2 separate regions of the Homo sapiens genome follow, and region 2 is linked to region 1. Evidence: chromatin contacts called from ENCODE Hi-C or POLR2A ChIA-PET data. All regions are on one chromosome and are shown on one strand. The core of a region is the stretch at or near the end of the contact, and the rest is flanking DNA. Distances in the headings are between cores, read along the strand shown. Region 1 holds the start of ETFBKMT (electron transfer flavoprotein subunit beta lysine methyltransferase). Region 2 holds the start of ALG10B (ALG10 alpha-1,2-glucosyltransferase B).

The links. Hi-C counts contacts between places; a loop is a spot of excess contacts on that map. ChIA-PET counts read pairs that join two places held with the same protein, here RNA polymerase II (POLR2A). Pooled maps may share reads with other maps.
Region 2: a map of CD8-positive, alpha-beta T cell shows a loop between it and region 1 (24-fold over the local background). The contact joins the promoter of ALG10B here to the promoter of ETFBKMT in region 1. A Hi-C loop is called at or near these places in 1 of 168 maps with a recorded cell type or tissue (CD8-positive, alpha-beta T cell) and 5 of 50 pooled maps. POLR2A ChIA-PET finds 5 or more read pairs at or near these places in 1 of 52 experiments (CD8-positive, alpha-beta memory T cell).

The regions. Positions count from the first base shown.
Region 1 is chr12:31,657,918-31,661,453 of GRCh38, forward strand. ETFBKMT (electron transfer flavoprotein subunit beta lysine methyltransferase) reads left to right here and starts at 1,771. Exons shown (of 4, transcript NM_001135863.2): 1 at 1,771-1,872. RefSeq lists a silencer at 1,129-1,438 and enhancers at 1,140-1,641, 1,559-1,718.
Region 2 is chr12:38,314,900-38,318,435 of GRCh38, forward strand. It overlaps ALG10B (ALG10 alpha-1,2-glucosyltransferase B), which reads left to right and starts at 1,875. Exons shown (of 3, transcript NM_001013620.4): 1 at 1,875-2,165; 2 at 3,362-3,536. The coding sequence starts at 1,995. RefSeq lists an enhancer at 946-2,145.

The sequences.
Region 1 (3,536 bases), core at 521-3,020:
TGGACCAGTTTTAAATCCATTATGGGACAGGAAAGGCATGTTGCAGTCCCTTCAGCCAAGTTGCAAGTTTTGAATGAGTTATCCAAACATTATTAAATGCATCTTCAGTGATGACTACCAAGCTTTTTTCCAGGAACCAACCCTCTTTTGTAAAAATGTTAGGTTAGCCTGTTCGTTCTGGTTTCTTGGGCAGTGACTGGGATGTTCAAACTATTAATTGGGATAGAACACCGAAGCTGGTTAAAAACAATATTTCTTATAGAAATTGATCTTGAACATGGATCAAGGTTCACTGCTAGCAGGAGAATCGGAGAGTGTGTGGTAATGAAAAGTTATAGTTGAGAAAACAAGCGTTTACATCAGCAACTAATTAAGAAAAAAGCAGCTCATAAGTGGATGAATGCAGTTCATAAACACATTATATCAGTTATTACACAGGAAATCTAAGGCAGAATACTGTGAAATGCAAGGTGTATAGCTTATCAACAAGAATGTAGCAAATACACCATTCAACTAAGAAAGAAATGATAAGGCTGCATCTGGGGCTGTTGACTGGAAGCACAAAGTTTCCTTTCCTTGTAGTAGTTCCTAAAGATTCCAGTTTACATGGAAAGACAGAAAGCTGTCACACCCATGGCAGGAGCGCAGAACCCAAGCGACAAATTCTAATTTTGAACAGGCAGGTGCCAGTGCATTTCTCAAACTGCAAACTAAAATGCAGAAACACGATTTTCCTGTTTCTTAGTTTTGGACCGTTTTCCCCCCTCTAGCACGCCAGAGCAGGTTTTAATTGTTGTCAGGTCAGATGGTGAGTTAACTTTGAGTGTTGAGTTGAGGGGCCAGTGGGATGTGGGTCCAGTTGAAAGGTGGATATATGTAGATCCAGACTCGAGTGATATAGGCTGCAAATAAATTGCTAGTGAATTTATGAATTATTAGAAAAGAAAGGACATTCATTATGATTTAATCGCAGTTGAATGTAGGCAGCACAGAGGGCTTATACTGTGTCTTTTTTTTTTTTTTTTTTTAAATATACGGTGTCTATTTTGCTCACCACTCTATGCCCGGTGCCTGGAAGTGCGACTGGCACATAGTAGGTGTTGCATAGTTTCAGAATGAACTTTTTAGGAATCAAAATTCTACAAACATTGCACACAGATTTAACGTTCCCTTATTTTCCAGGTGAGGTCAGGGCGCCCTTTGGTTTCGCGCTTCTGTCCCTTTAAGAAAGTGGAGGAGAAAGAAAGCGCTGCTGGGAAAAAGGGCGGGGCCGCGAGGGGCCGCCGTCCGTCCCGCCCCCTGCCGGGCCGCGGCGCTCTGCTAGAGCGTGGCTCAGTTTTGGTAGCGGGACCCCGGAAATGTAAAGCATGAGCGGGAACAGTCGCCAGGGCGAGTGACAGGCGAGCCCTATGCTTTACTTCCGAGGGCGGTGTCAGCAAAGCTAGGTAAGGAGACAGGGAGGACGGTGCCTGCCCCTTTAAGATCGACTCCACCCCGCCTCTGGAGGAAAATGACGCCGCCGTCTACCCGTTGTGGAACGTAACTCTTTTCATCCCATCAGCTCTCCTTCTCATTAAGAGAAATACCAAGTGGTCACCACAGTCACATACTTCATAACCCATGCCTCATCGGTGCTGGGACGGGAGAGGGAAGCGCCGATCTAAATGACATGGGGTCCAAATCCCAAATAATCTCTATTTGCTCTGCGTTACCTTTAAACTTAGGCTGCGTTGTGTGATTCAAGTGACAGCCTAGTACTGCTTAACAATTAGTCTAGTGGGATACCAGGCCCTGAGAGACCCCTACGATCCCAGGACACTGATGTGGGGTAACTAACACCCACTGGAAGTCTACGCTGAGTTCACAGGCTATGTATGACCTGACATGCATTTTGACCTGCCCTGTGTTTTGATATTTGAATGAGTTGCTGATGTTTACAAGCCGAAGCTGGCCGGGCGTGGTGGCTCGCGCCTGTAATCCCAGCACTTTGGGAGGTCGAGGCAGGAGGATCGCTTCAGGTCAGGAGTTCCAGACCAGTCTGGCCAACATGGCGAAACCTCGTCTCTACTAAAAAAAAAAAAAAAAAAAAAAATACAAAAATTAGCCGGGCGTGGTGGCACGCCCCTGTAATCCCAGGACTCGGGAGGCTGAGGTAGGAGAATCGCTTGAACCTGGGAGTCGGAGGTTGCAGTGAGCCGAGATCACGCCACTGCACTCCAGCCTGGGCAACAGAGACTCTGTCTCAAAAAAAAAAAAAAAAAAAAAAAAAAAGGTGGAAGCTAATGTGTCAATATCTAGATTTTTTTGATGATTTTGAGAAATCGGAGGATCTGGCAGCATGTCCTGCCTAGCCTTTTTGAACTGTTTGAAAACAGTCTCCAGCTTGCCACAGCCCCTCTGTTATTTTACAGCCAGCCTGCATCACTCATTTATGATGTCCAGCCCCTTGTGGGGATTTGGATTTTTGACCCCTAAATACTTTAGTGGATTTAAGACCATTTAAAACATTTATGCAGAAGAGATCCGAGGTCCCCAAACAACTGGGTGTATAAGTTGTGTTTAAGTTGTTCCTCATTCTCATTTATTCTAATCCGGGTGTTTTTCTATATATATATATTTTTAAACAAATCTTAGTGATCAATTGCACAGGTGTTTTTCTGTTGGAGCAAATCTTTTCAGTTTAGGCTTGGTAAAATCGAACCATCAGATACTTTTACAGAAAGAGATTTAGGAGTTGATGTTCTTTTATTACAATTAAATGCATACAGTATTTTTAAAGGAAAAAACCTGAATCTTGATTGCATTGTTTTATGATACAACAATCTTTAATGAAATAGAGTAGTCAATATAATTTGTATTAATATATCTCTGCCCACAGACAATTATAAATTCATTAACCCCCAGAACTCTTGGCTAGACTTCATAAAGGCAAAAACTGTGTTTGCCCTGTTAACTGCTTTATCCCACCACTAGAATATAAGCTTCCTGAAGACAGAAGACTTCTGTTATTTTGTTCACAGTTACCAAGCATGCCTACTTTGTTAAATTTATGAAAGAACTTTAAAGGTACAGTTGGCCCACAATATAACAATATAGCAATATAAAATTACAACAATAAAAATAACACAAAAATAGTGTAACAACTACTTATATAGCATTTACGTTGTATTAAGTATTATGAGTCATCCAGAGATGATTTAAAGTAAAGTATACCACAGCATATGCCTAGTTTATATACAAATATGATGCCATTTTATATAAGGGACTTGAGTATCCTCTGATTGTGGTATCCTGGAAGCAGGGGATACCGGAACCAATCACTTGAGGATACTGAAGGATGACTGTATGGCTGATTTCCTGTAAGAGGCATTTTCTTGAGGATTCTTTCAAAATCAAATGCTTGTATATTTGTTGTGTTAAATTACTAAAAGGATTCTCTTGTGAAAAGTATCATTTAAAAAGATTGGATTTTCCCAATTGATGCACCAAAGCTTTCATCTGAAATGAACTTGCACATGTGAATCATCAGATACAGT
Region 2 (3,536 bases), core at 625-3,124, 6.7 Mb after region 1:
TGTAAATGTAAAGTTATTGGGACTAGTGAAACATTCAATTCAGTATATATTGTAGATTATTTTAACCTATAAGGCTGTGAAGTTATTTTATTACTCTTGGTCTGATGTTCTAATTCCTACACTTGGTTCTGACACTAATTTTTTATGTAATTTTAGGTAAATTATTCATTTTTTAAAAATCAGCTTCTTTTATAAAATGAAGTCAAGTAGATTATTAATAAAGATCCCTAGCCATCCTAAAACCCTATATTTCCTTGAAACTTTCCATTTTATGTAAAGCGATGTGTGCAGCATGTATAGGAGTCAAATGTTTAACATAAACTATTGGTGGCAATTGTTATGAAGAAAAATGGAGAGCATAAATGTCTAGTCTTGTTCTACTCCCTTTAAAAACGGCCCACTATTTCTAGGGTGGGTCAGTAAGCTGCAGAGTATATATAACACGATTTAGCAGGTCAATAGGTCAGGGGCTAATTACTCGTAGATCACATCAACCTCTTGAAGACTGAATCATCTGGAGATGTGTTACAAGTGACTTAAACAGATAAGTACAGCATGGAATCAATAATAAAATGGGAGATGATGGTTAAAGCAAAGCTAAGCATCACATCAGAGTAGAATCCTGACATGATTTTATTCCAGTAATGTAAATATTCCCGTCCCAGCCCTCATTCACCACTACCTCCTCTTATCATTGAGGAAACAGGCAGAGACAGACTGGAAAGGCAGTCAGCTTGATTTAAGAAACTTTCTTAAGTTCAGAAATACTGAATTATTTTTAACCCAGAAAAAGAGCTCAATTGAGAACTCTGAGGTTTGCAACCTTAAATCCCGACTCAATCTGATATATGCCTGCCAAAGGCAACCTGACTGAGGTTACCTGAGAGAAAGTTTTTCTACAAAACATGGCCAACCATGCTCAAGACAAAATTCCAACACATAATTTATCTTCGGCATTCTTCAAATTATTTACCACATCTCCTGCCCCCAACACCTAATCCCAGAATACAGGAATTTGATGATGTCTACACAGCCTATAAAAGTCCACAAATTTAAGTGCCTACTGTGTGAAAGCCATTTGGGGGACTACAAACATAAAGGATGTATAATGCCACCCACTAAGATGTTCACGCTTATGATTTAGTAGGAAAAACAGAAGGCTGCCTTATAAATATTAACAACCTAATTTACAGGCACACCTAAAACATCCCAAATTCTAAAATATATATTTTCTTCCAAATCCTACAGGGTAATATGGCTATGAGAGTGCACTAGGAGTGTCAATTTTACTAAATCCTCTGAGAGCATCCACATTTTGAAAGAGTTCTCTCTTAACCTAAACAAACAAACAAACGAACAAACACTCCTCTCACTGAAGTTCATTCGGCATTGACGGGTCTCTGGTTCTTCAAGTTTTCATCTGAAAGTCTCAGTCTTTGCTATCACAACCAACGCCCCCTTCCTACACTCCAAGGTTGATGGAATGAAATGTCTTGGAATTGAGGGTTTAATTAATTCGGATCACTGGAGAGAAAGAAAAGAAATAACGGGGGAAAAAAATGTGTTAATTTTAGGGCTTGGAATTGGAAACGTGGGGAAACGTCGCCACCTTCTGGTAAGTGATGGAAATGAGCAGGAAAAAAGATCCAAGCTAAGAAGCGGCTTTTTTTTTTTTCCAAAGCAGCAAGCCACGCCCCTCCCGCGCTCGCGAAATCCGAGACCCGCCCTTTCCGGAAGTTTTGACACTGTGCGCCCCGAGTAATGTGATGGAGAGGGTAATCATCCGGTCCGTTATCTAAACCCGTCACTCCAGGAAACAGCGACCCGCTGTTTTCCGGATCCGCGCTCTCCCAGCATCCTTTGCCTTCCGGTATGTGGCCCCGTCTGGCTAGTCCTGTCTAGCGCGCCCATTTCGAGCCCAAGTTTCCAGCTCGGGTTTCCGGGCTCAGAATTTTCCAGGAGTGGGTTCTTGGGCAGTGGCTGTGGGAGCAGGAATGGCGCAGCTAGAGGGTTACTGTTTCTCGGCCGCCTTGAGCTGTACCTTTTTAGTGTCCTGCCTCCTCTTCTCCGCCTTCAGCCGGGCGCTGCGAGAGCCCTACATGGACGAGATCTTCCACCTGCCTCAGGCGCAGCGCTACTGTGAGGGCCATTTCTCCCTTTCCCAGGTGGGGTGCCCAACCTGTCCCCACCCCAGGAGAGGCCTGAAAGGTCCCAGCGTCCCCAGCTCCTTCTCCCATCTTTAGACTTAACTCGTCCCTTTCCACCCCACCCCAGCCTCAGAACATGAAAGAAACTGGGTATAGTCTTTTGTTCCTGTCTCTGAGATCTGTGAAATATTTATTAAATGAATGAATAAACAGCAGATCTGATCCCCAGGGAGGAGTGATCTGGGAGAATACTTAGTGGGGAACTGAGCGCTCCTCTTGGCAGCTGACAATATCGATCCCACTTTGTTTTTCCTTGTCTCAGGATTAAAGGCATTCGGGTGCTCCTTGGAAATATCAGAAAACTTCCCTTTAGCTCACCTGTTAAGCACCTCACTGTGCATTTTAGGGGTGGGATAGGGTGGACTGGAGGGATCTTCGGCTACCAAAAAGTGACAATTTATAATCACAAATTCCTTCCCTGGGTATTTTTAGTGAACTATCTGTTGACTGGATAAACTGGCAACCAGTCAAGTCACATCATTTTTGAATATATATTTGACTGTGCAAGTATGTACATATAAATATCAAAATAAACATCCCCTGCTTTTCTGGTGACACAATATAGGGTACTGGCTAGAAATATAAAGTCTGTTTTAGAGAAAGATCTGATCTTAAATCTTGGTGCTGTGATTTACTAGTTTTGTGATCTTGGAGATGTTCTGAGTTTCAGAAATTCAGGTTACTCATCTGCAAAATGACAATAATCTTTACTATAGGGCATATTGTAATGTTACAATACAGAGGGTTTGGCACAATTTCTGTCTCAGTTTATGTCAGCTGTCATCATGGAGCCTGTGGTCCAAATGTTTTCCTAAACTTAGAGTCCCAAACAATGTTTCCATGCTTTTAAAAACTGGAGCATTTGCAGTTTATTTATCAAAATAAAGGCTTTTAAAGAACATTTCTTGGAAAATAGAAATAGATTTTAAGTTGTTGTTTATTGGTTGCTGCTACCTGAACCATCACTAAGCTGGTCCGGGGGCAAAAAATAAGAAAAACTAATCCTGTTCTGCCAAGGACTTACTTAATCTTGTCATAGACTAACTTCTCAAAATTTCTGATTGTTGCTGGAGATGAGACTTGGGCTTGACATATTTGTGTCTGTCTTGTTCGTATTACCTCTTGCTTTTACTTCATTTTCTTTCATTTTAAAGTGGGATCCCATGATTACTACATTACCTGGCTTGTACCTGGTGTCAGTTGGAGTGGTCAAACCTGCCATTTGGATCTTTGCATGGTCTGAACATGTTGTCTGCTCCATTGGGATGCTCAGATTTGTTAATCTTCTCTTCAGTGTTGGCAACTTCTATTTACTATATTTGCTTTTCC